Regions from separate parts of the Mus musculus genome. Here region 1 is linked to region 2. A link is a contact called in ENCODE Hi-C or POLR2A ChIA-PET data. All regions are on one chromosome and are shown on one strand. Each heading gives the region's core, a stretch centred on a gene start or an enhancer-like site at or near the end of the contact. The rest is flanking DNA. Distances are from core to core; before and after follow the strand shown.

What was found. Hi-C counts contacts between places; a loop is a spot of excess contacts on that map. ChIA-PET counts read pairs that join two places held with the same protein, here RNA polymerase II (POLR2A).
Region 1: a loop to region 2 is called in a map of heart, with 7 times the contacts of the local background. The contact joins the promoter of Tsc22d2 here to the enhancer-like site in region 2. A Hi-C loop is called at or near these places in 8 of 37 maps with a recorded cell type or tissue (Patski, adrenal gland, gastrocnemius and 1 more). POLR2A ChIA-PET finds 5 or more read pairs at or near these places in 2 of 5 experiments (Patski and embryonic stem cell).

Annotation. Positions count from the first base shown.
Region 1 is chr3:58,409,701-58,416,531 of GRCm38, forward strand. It overlaps Tsc22d2 (TSC22 domain family, member 2), which reads left to right and starts at 5,020. Exons shown (of 4, transcript NM_001081229.2): 1 at 5,020-6,831. The coding sequence starts at 5,989.
Region 2 is chr3:58,368,349-58,375,191 of GRCm38, forward strand. No RefSeq gene overlaps it. Among named protein-coding and RNA genes, the nearest start is that of Tsc22d2, 43 kb to the right of the region's middle. Within about 2 kb of position 4,168, at least 1 of the 3 ENCODE cell types and tissues checked has a DNase peak (open chromatin) inside an H3K27ac peak, as active enhancers do; it is heart, where a contact is called at or near this core.

The sequences.
Region 1 (6,831 bases), core at 3,770-6,269, 42 kb after region 2:
CATGTGCAAGGCTTGAGCTCTGTCTCAGCAATGTATGAAAGCACTTTAAAAAAAAAAAAGGTATAAGAACAACAGCTGAAACATCTTTTATATTAAAATCCAATTTATACAAGTTTCTACACTCAAACATATTTTTAAAAAGAAAAACCATTGTAAGTTGACAATAGCAATTAATGCTATTAATAGTATTAATAGTAATGCTATTAATTACTATTAATAATAGTATAATATTTATATTAGTAGGGAGATAAGCTAGAAGCCTATTTATGAGTGTTGAAGTTACAACTTAAAATTATTATTTTAAGCAGCACATAATTATACTTATACATACACCTAGTTCACACACATACACACACACACAGAGGCACACACATATATGAAAGATTCAACAAATGTTTCAATTTATTAAAAAATAGCTATTAAATGTTACCAAATAAGCTAGCTCATCTATGACAGAATGTGACTCCTTTGAAAAATCATGTATATCTAGTACTTTCTTTCTCTCTCTCTTTTTTTTATTGGTGTGAATGCACATAAGTTTGGGTGCCATGTGCATGCAGTGCCCATGGAGGCCAGAAGAGGGGTTCAGATACACTGGGACAGGAGTTAGGAAAGGTGGTGAGTCACCATGCGGGTGCTGGGAATTGAACCCGAATCATCTTAACCACTGAGCTACCTCCCCAGCCTCACTACTTCCTTTCTTTTTATTACTTTGTAATTAACGGTATTGGATCTAAGAAATACTACTGCCAATCGCAGCCCCCTGAGGTGCTGTCATTACCCTGGTATCTAATTCCACACATTCTTTCATGGCTTTCTGTAGTGCGACTCCTTGCTGCTAGACATTTCTTCTCAGAAGAGGGAAACTGAGGGATTAAGAGGTTTATCAGCAGTTATAAAACAATTTTATGGCAAAACCGAACTCATTCTTGGTCTCTCCAATCAGATAACATACATGTTATTCGTGTTATTTCCAGTGGCCACATATAACATGGAAGAGTAAAGTCATACAGTCATTAACCGCTTTCTCCTTGCAGTGCTATACTGGAGCGTTTAAGGTAGACAGTAGAGCCACAGGGACATCATTTTAGTTCACCAAGATTACACTGTAAATTCAATAATGAGATAAGGCATTCGACCACTAGGATACCACATTCATTATTTCAAAATGCAAACTGCCTACATTACACCTTAACTTCAAAGATATTTGAGACTCAAGGAGATTTTCACCATGACAAAAAGGGTCTTTATTGTTTCACAGTGCATCAAATCCTTGGCATGTCTAATAGTAACTTTCTTAACTGTGAAGATTTTAATCATCTATTCTCAAGATTGGTACACTTTAAGACTGAGTTTTCTATTAGTAAACTAGTCAGGGACTTCTGTTAGCTTAATCCCTCTACACTGTATTTCTTTTCTTCCTTTTTGAATAATATTATACAATAGTGTCACTTAATGTGATACTGCCTCAGAAATGGAGGGCCAGGAAAACCTTAGTAAAAATCCAGACAGTGCTTGCTTACTTACACGACTGTGTTTTTATTGATTCCTTTTACAAGCTGAAAAACACTCCTTCATTTTGTGTCTTTTCAGATAATTTGGTGATTAGAAACATAGAAAACAAGCATGAACTCTTTCTAAATCCCAGAATCAACTTGGTGGCTGGAATATAGGCTGTCCAATGGACAGCAAATACCACTGGGTTTGGTATCACTACGAAAGTTATTTTCCTTAATGTAGATAGTTGCTTGCTTAATTTCTACTGAAAACATTATATATTTCTTCTGAGTCTTTCACGTGCCATTATTCACTGGGAGATGGAGATGTCAGGCGATGTCAGGCTTTCTTGAGAACCTGTGGCTCACAGTCTACCATCTGATGACTATGAAGTGATCCAACAGTGCACTGATCTGTAAGACAATGGCCTAGCAGAAGTACACTGTTTATAAGTAATGAAAAGCTTACATTCTAGCAGTTTTTTTTTTCATCAGTGAAATGGGGCCTTAGTTCCTAGGGTTGTTTTTTTTTCCCCCATCCTGGTTCTTTCTAAATATACTTCCCATATCCTGCTGCAAACTGAAGTCTTTGGGGAAGTACCAGATGTAAGTCAAATGGTCAAGGTGGGGGCTAAGAGAGCAGTAATCAAGGGCTCCCACAGCCTCCACTGCATGGTTTGTGGGTACAGGCATGGAGCCAGGATAACTGCATTAAAGCCTTTAAGTCTGGCTCTCCAGGGACCTCTCCAATCCCAAAGAGGGCTGTCAGGTTACTTATTAACAACTCTACACATTAGCAAAGATACTTACATGAATAGTCTACAGTCTGTTTATTGATTTATTTTTTATTGATTTTATTTATTTATTTATTATTTACTGTCATTTTTGTTGTTATTTGTAGACTTGTTTTGTTTTGTTTTGGTTGGTTGGTTGGTTGGTTGGTTTTTGAGACAGCCCTGGCAGTCTGGAACTCACTCTGTAGATCAGGCTTGGCCTCAAATTAAAAAATCTGCCTGCCTCTGCCTCCCAAGTGCTGGGATTAAAGATGTACACCACCACTGCCTGCATTTGTAGACTTCTGATTCCTCGTGAACAACTATATAAATTATATACATTTTGTAGTTTGGGAATAGTTTCGTTTTTCCTTTGTACATAGATTTCAAACTTCCTATATCTAGAATTCTTTTCATTTCTCCCCAACAGTCTAAAGTATAAAATTCTCTTCATTTTTCTTTTCCTTTTTTTTTTTTTTTTTTTTTTTTTTTTTTTTTTTTTTACCTAGGGTTTGCTTGCTTATTAAGAAACAGGGTATCAATGAGGTGGAGAGGTGACTGGCCTGAACTTCCCGGGCTCAAGTGATCCATCTGTCTCAACTTCACGAGTTCTACATTTTTTTTAAAGGGAAAATATACAAAAGTAGGATCTTTAAATGTTTGGAAAATGCTATTTTCAAGAAAACAGTTAAACACATACACACATTTCACGAAACATCTAAATATTCAAACTTTATAATCCTAAAATGTCTTGTTAACATTTTCTACTCCCTTTGTAGCAGAAATGTTGTTCCCATTTCTTCAAATTAGTTTTATGTTTACTTTCATGTCATGGTAGATTCCACCTGTTGTTAGAATGAACACTTACAGCCGGGCGTGGTGGCGCACGCCTTTAATCCCAGCACTTGGGAGGCAGAGGCAGGTGGATCTCTGAGTTCGAGGCCTGCCTGGTCTACAAAGTGAGTTCCAGGACAGCCAGGGCTATACAGAGAAACCCTGTCCCGAAAAAACAAAAAAAAAAAAAAAAAAACCAAAAAGAATGAACACTTACAGATTACTCTTCCCCCTTTAACGTGTGGCTGAAGAATACCACCCTAATAATCAGAAAAGGAAATTTAATAAGATAATGTAATGTCACGATCAAGCATGTGGTTTTTATTTTTCTGAAACTCCTATGGTCAACAATACCCACTGATAATTAATTTTAACATCAGCATTAAAATAATCTCTTATAAATTCACATTGGATTAACAAGCCAATTATTTCTACGTACTGTCTTGAGAAATTACTGAAATTATAGATTTAGAAATGAAGCATTCCCTCAGCTATCTCGGCCACAATAACACCAGCATGTAACACTTATTTTCTTTTTTCTTCTGCCCCCCTCAAGAAGCAGGGATGTTACTGTGAGGTATTGGTTTATATACTGACCTCTGTCACTTGGGTTTGAAGGACAGTTTCTATTGAGTTTAAAATATCTATCTCCATACATTACAGCTAAATACCTAGAAAGTGTTGTGTAAATTTTAATTTTCAATCCGTTTTTGGATCAAAGAGTTCTTTAAAGATTAGAGAACTGAGTAAACTACTTTAAACGAGTCAGCCTGATATGATCTCTAAAAGCTGCAACAAATCTGACATCTTAATTTCCAGCAAAACTTCTCAGATTTTAGCTAACTTAGAGTTGTTTTCATGTGTCAAGAGTTCAAGAGTGGTCGGTGTTTAAAATAACATCCTCACTCTCCCAATGTGGAGACACTTGCCAGCACTTGGGAGGCAGAGGCAGGAAGCTCACTACAAGTTCAAGGCCACTTTGGTTTAAGTAAGTAGCCTGGGCTACAAGAGGTCTCATAACAACAAGACTCGATTTTGATTGGGAAGTAGCTACAAGATGGAAAAATTCAGTGGCACTTTCAGAGCTGCTGTCTGACTTAGTAGTGGAAGAAAAAGGTATTCTCTTACTGTGCATGATCCAAAGCAAACCAAAGAACAACATGGCTCTAACAGGAGCCTTAGAACAATCAAAAGAGCTACACTTATTTAACACTGTAGGCTTTTCAACGTTGGAACCTATAAGCAGATTTCATGTTCAACGTCTCGAAAGTTTAAATGAACTCTTCCAGCCTTGAACCACAACAAGTGAAAATTTGGAATATGTTATTAACTCCTAATCTTTTTCGAAACCGACTTTACTTTGGGCAAGTAACCATCCCTGTCGCCGCCGCTTTTTATAGACAGAATTTCTGTCTGAAAGATCATCTTTCTAACTCAGTCTGGCTTGATGTTCTGTGTTAGTCACCCTCGTTTCTCTTAAATCTCACTTCTCCCACTATCCTAGTTAACATATATTTTCAGGACTTTTAACCCGGTTCGCTTTCTCCAGCTATGCACCTCTTCGGCAGCTGGATCGCCCTACTTTTTTCCCCTATCGCCCAGGTTCCTCTAAGACTATGCTAAACATTAGACCGAGCACATGACCTCCAGTCATCCAGGATCGCCACACGCCGGCCCTAAACCATGCGATGCCCCAGGCTTACAAATTAAAACCGTCTTCTGGCTTTTCCTCTCCTAGTGAACCTGCAGTGTGGAAATTTAAATTTAAAAATTTTTTAAATAAAAGAACCCGCTCCCTTTTCTCTACCCCCTTGGCCCCGCCCACGAACCCCCCTCAAGCCTCCACGCGAAGCCGCAGGAAACCGGAGGGGGCGGGGCGGTGACGTCACGACGCCGGCGCGTCACGGAACGGCGGCGGCTGCGGCGCTGGCGGTGGCTGCGGCAGCGGCGGCATTTTAGTCTGCGGCGGCAGCGGCTGCGGGGCTGCTGCTCCTCCCAGCATCCCTGGCGCGGCCATTTCAGCCCCATCTTGGCCGAGTGGAGGGAGCTGCAGCCGCTGCTTCAGCAGTTTGAATTTCTGTTTTGTTTTGTTTTGTTTTTTCCCTCCGGAGTCTCCGAGCCGGCCGCGCCGCGGAGAAGCGGAAGGCGCCGCCACCGGTTCCCCTCACGCCGCCGAGCACCTCCGCTCGCTTGCCGTTCCTTCAGCCGCCGCCGCCGCCCCTCACGCGCCTCAGAGCCGCGAGGAGGCCGGGCCCGCCGCCGCCGCGGGTGGCTCCCTGAGGGAGGCCAGACTGCCGGCCTTCCCCGCCCCCGAGCGGGCTTCCGCCGCCACCGCCGGCATGGCCCCCGGACTGCGCTCGGGCTAGAGCCCGGGACGGAGGGCTGCCTCCCGCCGCGGACCTCCAGCCCCGTCCGTCAGGAAGCGCCGGTCCCGGCCTCGCCGCTCCGCCTTCTTCCTCCGCGTCGCCGCGCGGGAGCAGCCGCGGGACCCGGCCAGGAGAGCCCGAGCGGGGCAGAACCGCCCCTCACGCCGCCGCCGCCGCCTCCTGCGCCCTGCGCTCCACCCCCAGCCGGGCCTGCTGACCGCGCCGAGCGCCGGGCTGGACTGACCGCGGAGGCTGAGCTGTTGGAGCAGCCGGCCCGCCCCTGGACCACGCTCGGGCCGTCGCTGAGGAGTTGAATTGAGGCACCCCTGCCGCGGGAGGTGAGGAGGGAGGAGGAGGATGTCGCGCCGAGACGCCGGCGCCCAGAGCAGCCCGTGACTTGGCGGCGTGGGCCGTAGACCCAGGCGCGAACTCGGACTTTGTCTTTGGGGGCCCGTGCTCGGCCCTTCTCGGTTTCCGGTGGGGTCCCAGAGGAGCCTCTGCCCTCCAGCCTCTTCCACCATGTCCAAGATGCCGGCCAAGAAGAAGAGCTGCTTCCAGATCACCAGTGTCACCACGGCTCAGGTGGCCACCAGCATCACCGAGGACACCGAGAGCCTGGACGACCCGGACGAGTCGCGCACGGAGGACGTGTCCTCCGAGATCTTCGACGTTTCCCGGGCCACGGATTACGGCCCGGAGGAGGTGTGCGAGCGTAGCTCCTCGGAAGAGACGCTCAACAATGTCGGGGATGCGGAAACTCCCGGGACCGTGTCCCCGAACCTCATCCTGGATGGGCAGCTGGCAGCCGCTTCAGCTGCGCCCGCCAACGGAGGCGGCGGTGGCGTGTCGGCCCGGAGCGTGGCGGGGGCACTCGCCCAGACCCTGGCGGCGGCCGCCGCTTCGGTGTCCACTCCTGGGCCGAGTAGTGCAACTCCATCTCAGCCCCCTGCCACTTGTAGTTCGCGTTTCCGCGTGATCAAACTAGACCACGGGAGCGGGGAGCCGTACCGGCGCGGCCGATGGACGTGTATGGAATACTACGAGCGGGATTCGGATAGCAGCGTCCTCACCAGGTCCGGGGATTGCATTAGACACAGCAATACTTTGGAGCAGACTGCGGAGCGGGACAGCGGCCTGGGAGCCACCGGAGGGTCGGTGGTGGTGGTGGTGGCCTCCATGCAGGGGGCGCACGGGCTGGACTCGGGAACTGACAGCTCCTTGACTGCTGTGTCACAGCTACCCCCGTCGGAGAAAATGAGCCAGCCCACTCTCGCCCAGCCGCAGAGTTTCAGCGTCGGGCAGCCGCAGCCTCCACCGCCCGTAGGTGGGGCTGTGGCTCCAAGTTCGGCGTCGCTGCCGCCG
Region 2 (6,843 bases), core at 2,918-5,417:
AAAGAAAGAAAGAAAGAAAGAAAGAAAGAAAGAAAGAAAGAAAGAAAGAAAGAAAGACTAAGGCAATATGATAAGCAAAACCAAGGAGAGACCAGAAAAATGGCATCAATCAAATGACTGGTGAATTTGAATAAGGTCAGAAAATTAGTTTAAGTTTGCCAACATTAATGTTCTAATTGTTAAAACTGCACTGCATTTACATAAAATGTTAACATGAGAGGAAACTGTGTGAAGAATATATAGAAATTCCTCATATTATTTTTGCAAAATTTCTTTGGCTTTTGTTTAGCCCATAAGGCCCAGTGTTCTTCTTCTGGGCTATATCCCTGAGGCTTTCTTTTGTAATTGTTGATACATCTAAATTATTTTTAAATGGAAACTTAGAGAATGAAAGTATTAATAAGTGATAGAGACAGTTTCTAAAGCTCACATGTCTCTAACACAGAAAGCTACTGAACAGAAGTACAGCAGTTTTGTCTGTGGCCTCCATCTCTTCCCAATGGCTGTACCAGGTTCTCTGAGTGAACACACACTTGTAACATAGCATATACCTGCTCTTTAATGTCTATCTGACTGTTGAGCTCATACCTAAAAGTTACCTGTGTCATTTTACCTGTTAGGCTAAATTTATCCTTCCTGACAGGAAATCCTTACATGAATCCCTGACGGCATCTGCATGGAAATGAGAACATCTTCAGTCACTCGGTGACTCTTACCTGTAGGCCTTAGAATATGCTCTTTTACCTAGAGATGTTTTGATCTTTCTCAGGCACTGATCTCTAGACATCTGTTTGTAAAGCTTTTCTCAGATCTCCACTCTCTCCAAGTAGAACTCATCGCTACACTTTCAGCTCCCTAGAACAGAGATTTTTTTTCTACACAGAAAATCCCTGTTGTAGTGTGCTATAATTAGGTGCAGCCACATCTCCATTTGGGGTATTTGTTTATATCTTTGCTCTCCTTTGTACTGTTAGTTTCTAGGGAGCAAAACCTAATTCTGAGTTCTTGACACAAGAACTAACAAACGATGAGTCTATCATTAATTTCTAGAAAATAAAATACCTAACTATTAGTAGCCTAAAGCAACGTGACTTTATTTTTATGCACCATTTCTTAGTGTCATGAATGCACCTTAGCTGAGTTGTGACTCAGGGTCTTTCCTAAGTGCAAGTCAAAATGTCAAGTGCTAAAGGCTGTAGCACTGGCCTCCTGTGCAGAAGGACCTAGAGTTAGTCAGCAGTCCTGACAAAGGTCAGTGGAGGGAAGAACCAGGACTACAGTCACAAAGAGGCATGTTTGGGGCTGTTGCTTCTCCTTCCAAGACATCTAACTCATATAACTGTTGATCGAAACCTTCCCTTCCACTCCAACTGTTAGCAGACCTTGGTTCTTCTTCCAAAATGAGCCCCAGCGTCAGTTAAAACATATCTATGAAATGACATGCAGTTATGTTTACCATATTTGGTTAGTACACAGGACAGGCACAGCAGGAAACACAGATCATCCGGGTCTAAGTTGAAGACAGACTACCACACCCTAGGAACTCCCTCAATGTCTGAATAAATGAAGTGAACTTCTTCAGACCACATCCCAAAGCACTTAATGATCAAAAAAACAAAGAGGACTCATTTATCTTAAGGAGGTCTTGGCTATAAAAATCTCTCTAGACACTGATTAGGATCACAAACAGTGTGAGTAAACTCGTCCACTTTGAATCTTTTCTTCATTCAGGAATATAAACTTAGAGTTGGGAAGACCAGATGACATCCGTGGCTTCCTGCCCACTGAGTTGGGACAGTGAGCTTCAGATGAGCTTTAGCTTTGCATCCAGAGCCATTGGTTGATCCACATGGGTGAGTGTACCTCTGTTAAAGGGCCATTCATGAACCCACGCATGCCGGCTGGTAGTAGAGCAGTAATTGTGACGTCCCCCTTTTTAATTCTGAGACTTATACTTTTCCTCTACATTCTATTCTCTCATATTAAAAGTAATACAAATCCTTGATTATCCCTGTGGATTTTTATAGAAGAGTCTCATATTTCATAAGAACTGTGTTCCCTGGAGCAAGATTCATGACTACATGGTCTTATCTCTTAATCACATGCTAGTTCCCTGTGTGGACTGTCCTTTCTCTAACCTCTATGTCAACCCTTAAAATTCCACCAGTCTTTCTAGTTCTAGCCAAGTCTTTCCTCCTTCCAGAAGGTTCCCTATAGAGGACTTGCTTCCCTGTTTGAACAGCCATATCTTACAGTCTTTTCACTGTATGGTATTGACTAAGATATGTCATACATAACTTTCACTCTCTTCTTCTCCAAAATAAATGTTCTTTAAATTATTAAAGGGTAGTGTTTAATTTTTGTTTAATAGAGTAAGAGTTTCAACTTACCCCAGGCTCTTGCTTTTTGAAAACTCTGAAATGTTTCTGAAGTATTCAACCTGTTGGTTTCTTCGTGTGCTTGCCTTGTGCTTATTATTGGTTTCAGTGTTTGTAAACTGTTGCATTTTAAAGGCAGGGGTGCCTTCCATGAAACTAGTAGGTTACATAGCCTAGTGCCTATATGTTTTCCCCTTTAACAAAATTAAATCCACTTACCAGATGCATTTCTAGAGCCTCCTGAAAATATGTGTCATGCTTATGTGTGGCTGCATTCCAGAGAACTGAATATGTGCTACGGAGCAAGAGCTGCGCTAGGGGCAGGGAGAAAACCCTTACAAGGCAAGAGAACTGAGGGGACTCTAAGCTCTGGGCTAAATGAAGAATGAGGCAGTGCTGTTTCAAAATGCTGAGTCCAGTAAGAAAAGAAAAAGAATTGAAGTGAGAGAGGTGTCTGCCCATACCCAGCAGATCACAGACTCATCAAATAGAGAAGGAGCTTCGGGGCATCTAGATTTACATTCTTAGTCAGAGCACCACCCTAGGTGGTTTCTAGGCCATTTCTTACCAGCCTCCACTCCTTGAGAGATCTTCAGACTATCTCAGAGTCCCTTGAGAAACCATCCCTTCCCTCGACTTCCCTATTGTCCTGTGGCATGAGACCTGCAGTACAGCTCTAGATCCGAGGGAGGTGAAGAGGAGGGAGGGTATGACTTTGCCACTCAGAAGTTGACAAACTGCCTGACCCCTTACAACTTTAGTTTTCTGCCCCTATAAACCTATAAACCTAGCCAGTAATACCTACGATCTGGTTCACACGTTAGTTGTTGCTCAACAAACAGCAGCTATTGAAACAGTACAGCACTGTGTTAAATGCATGGAATGTAGAGCCAGGCAGGGATGGCACCACACCTCGACATCTGCCTCTGTGTGGCAGAACTTTCCCATCCCAGGTTCCCGATCTCCCATACAGGGATGATAAGGATCATTTCACGGGCAGGGTTAATGAAGGGATGGCATGGCTCTTGTTCAGAGCTGGTTACATTACAAGCATTCAGTGGACGGAGGAGCAGTAAGTGGAATTGTCGTTATCACAATAAGGCAACGGGAGGCAACAGCTAAGACTGGTGAGCTGCTACTGAGCTCTCTGCCCTCAGTCTTCCTTGATTGTGAGATCTTAGCATCTCCATTCCCTTCTCAGTAGCTTAGAGACATCAGTAGTGGCTGTTTTGTTGGACTAAACCCACTGGTATATGCTCATTCCTTACAACACTGGCACACAGTAAATAATGATTATTGGACATTATCATCATAAGTTGCCCTCCTATCTCTAGTTTAGGGGGCATTTCTATCAGTAGTTTTAGAGCATGAGATTTTAAGCAGTTAAATAAATTGGAAGTTTGAGTGTTCTCTGATGACTAATCTAGACTACCATTTCCCCTGGAAATAAGTCAGGCTTTCAGCCATAAGCGGTTTGCAACTGGGCCCCAGCTGACTGTTTCTTCAGTGTGGACGTGTAAAGCAGACAGTGAACTGCGTCTTATAAATCAGTCCTTCCAGAGAGAGACAACAACATTGTCATTGTCTCCTTTCTCTGGCCCTTCATCTTAAGGGCCAGCCCTGTGGAGGGAAGAGACTTTTACAGTTAGACACATTGCTCACTCCCCTCCTGGGCTTCAGCCTGGGCAGTAGGACACTCCGAAGCTCCAGAGTGTACTGCAGAAACAGCATAAGCCACTCATTTAGGTCTGGGAAAGCTTTACAGCCCAGGAAGCATTCTCACCCCCACCCTCCCTCTTGTCTTCAGCCAATAATCTGGCAACTCAGTGATGTCACCCTGCTGTTATGCAAAATGACTTAACTGTTGGAAAGGTGACAGGAATTCCAGTGACTGCAGGATCACAATGAAACTGCTTAGCCGCTCACTTAGTCATATTACACATCACCGATAAGTCACTTTCGAGCTGTGATTAACCAACTGTGCAAACAGCACCACTGTCAGAACAGAAAAGTCAGGGCCCGTGCCTTATGCTCTAAATGATCATATTCAGTTACTGCAGTGTCTGAATCATGCCATCGAGGTGACCATTGAACATTCCAGGAACACCAGGCCTTAGAAAGGAACAGCTGTAGGAAAGACAGCACTTTCTAGCCTTAATTTTCAACAGAACATTTATACAAAATTACTTTGCCCGTCTCTTAAAATTAGTCATTTTAAACTCTTGACGATCTTACCAGTCGAAAGACAGTGGGAAGAGGAGGAGCCTGTGCCCTGCTCCGTGAGAGCAGGAGCTGCCAAGCCTCGTTTCTTTTGCTCACACAAACTGACCTCTGTCACTGGCCACAGGAGGTAGGTATCAACTTGTTCTACAGTATCAGTTGTTAAAACAATGCTTACATTTTTCTCATTTCTGATGTGTGTGTGTGTGTGTGTGTGTGTGTGTGTGTGTGTTTAACTAACCAACCCTGAAAAGCACAAAAGGAAGGAAACTCTTCACCATCCTTCCCTCCTAAAACTTAATACAACATAAATCCTTACCTGGCATTGTGGTAGGTGCTGGGCACTGAAAGACTAAAAAGACTCCCACACATGCCCCCGAAGGAGTCCACAGCGTAAAGTAATAGGGTGACTGACTCAAAAGCAGGCACTTAGCAGAAGCTGCGAATGTGAGCTGGAAGGAGCAGAGGGGTTTATCAAGGCAGATTATCCTAGAGCAGGCTACTCAAAGCTTAGTCCAGCAGATGACCGAAGAATTTATAAACTATGAAGACTAACTGAGAGCAAAGCCTTAGAAACGTTTAGAGCAATGTGACAGAGGAAATGCATTTCTGTTGGGAGTCAATAATTGTTTTCAAAATAGTGTTTTTATTGATTCCTTAAGAATTTCACTTTGTACACCCTGATTGCTCTCACTTCCCAGTCCTTCCATGCCCTCTTCCTCCTTTTCTCCTCCTCCAACAACAACAAGTCCAATTTGTATGGCTCATATACTAACTGGAGCATAGTTAAACTCCCAGTGGCCTGCCCCCTAAAGAAAATTGAGTTTCTCATCTGTGCCCTCCTCCAGAAGCCATCAGTTGTGAATTTTTAAGAGTTCTCTTTCGATGGTTCCTAATTAGGCTGCTACATCGAGACATCGGGAGGGATTATTACAGAAGCCTTCCAAGTCCCTCTTTCTCAGTTGGGCATCAGCAGTTATCGACATCACAAAGTAGCTTTCCTGCTCTTTATAGTCACCTGGAGCTTGGACTAAGGACTTTTCCCCATGGTTTCTGGCAACAGCACCGACCATGAATACGGGCCCTGGTACAGTAGGACCATGGCCCTAGGCAAAGTTCTTGGAGGCAGCCTAGACGGTGTATATCAACATGGCTTCAGTCTGCAGCAGGTCCCTGGAGCCAGACTTGGCCCCAGACAGCACCACAGCTTCAGGTGGGTAGCACACACCAAGCACGGCCCCAGGGCATGGCACAGACCAGATAGCCACAGAGCATTAGATGTGAGACAGGCCACCACCTGGCCCCTGGCCCCTGGTCCCTGGCCCCATCAGGACCACTGACCCACACATAGTCCTCATCCACATCACAGGACCGTGGTGGTCCTTCACGAAGGTCTAGTCCAGAAAGTGAAGCCTTCCTTATCTTGGCCTCTGGCACAGCCCAGAGTCTGAGAGATCCCACGGCCAGGGAGCAAGTTAGGGGTTGAGTCTGTGTCTTTGTAAATTCCATACTGCTACCCACTACCCAGCTGACCACACTGCACCTGTTTCACGGTGGACTCCAGTGCTCCTCACACCTGTCACCGGCATCATGTCTCCTTTCTACATTAAGTCATTCAACAAAATAGATGTTTGCTTTCATTTTCAAACATTAAAAAAAAATTGAGAAAAAAAAATGTCTTTCTGGATACAAACACAAGGATGATGGTAGTAAAATAGAAACAGAAACCAGTCCTAGGAAAGAGTAAGCATTCAAATATCAAGACAAACAGAATTTCTCTGATTTAGCGTCAGCCTTGACTCTGAGCTTTCTGCCCTGGGAGGAAGAACTTCAGAGTCACAATCAGTACAATTTCTGTTTTTATGATGAAGAAAGAAACATGTAAGTTTCTCAGCAACACATTTTTCCTGCCAGTAAAATCTATTTTGAAAAGTTTTAATGCCAAGGACAGCAAATGTTTGCGGTATGGTAGACATCAATCTAAATAGCATTTGTATAATAAACACATGAGTAATTTAAACTGTCTCTTACAGAGATCCTCATCAGTGAGTGTCAAGATATAACCGGAAGACTTTACCCAATCCAAGAATAGAACTTAGAAGACCCTAGAGGGGTAGATGAACGGCATGTGTTTTAAGGTTCTTAATAGCTCTCTCAGCCGAGCTTGTACAGGTAGTGTAAAGTCTCTTATTATCTGAAAAGTTATTCTATTCTTATTGCTGATTGCAGATCTATAATAAAACTC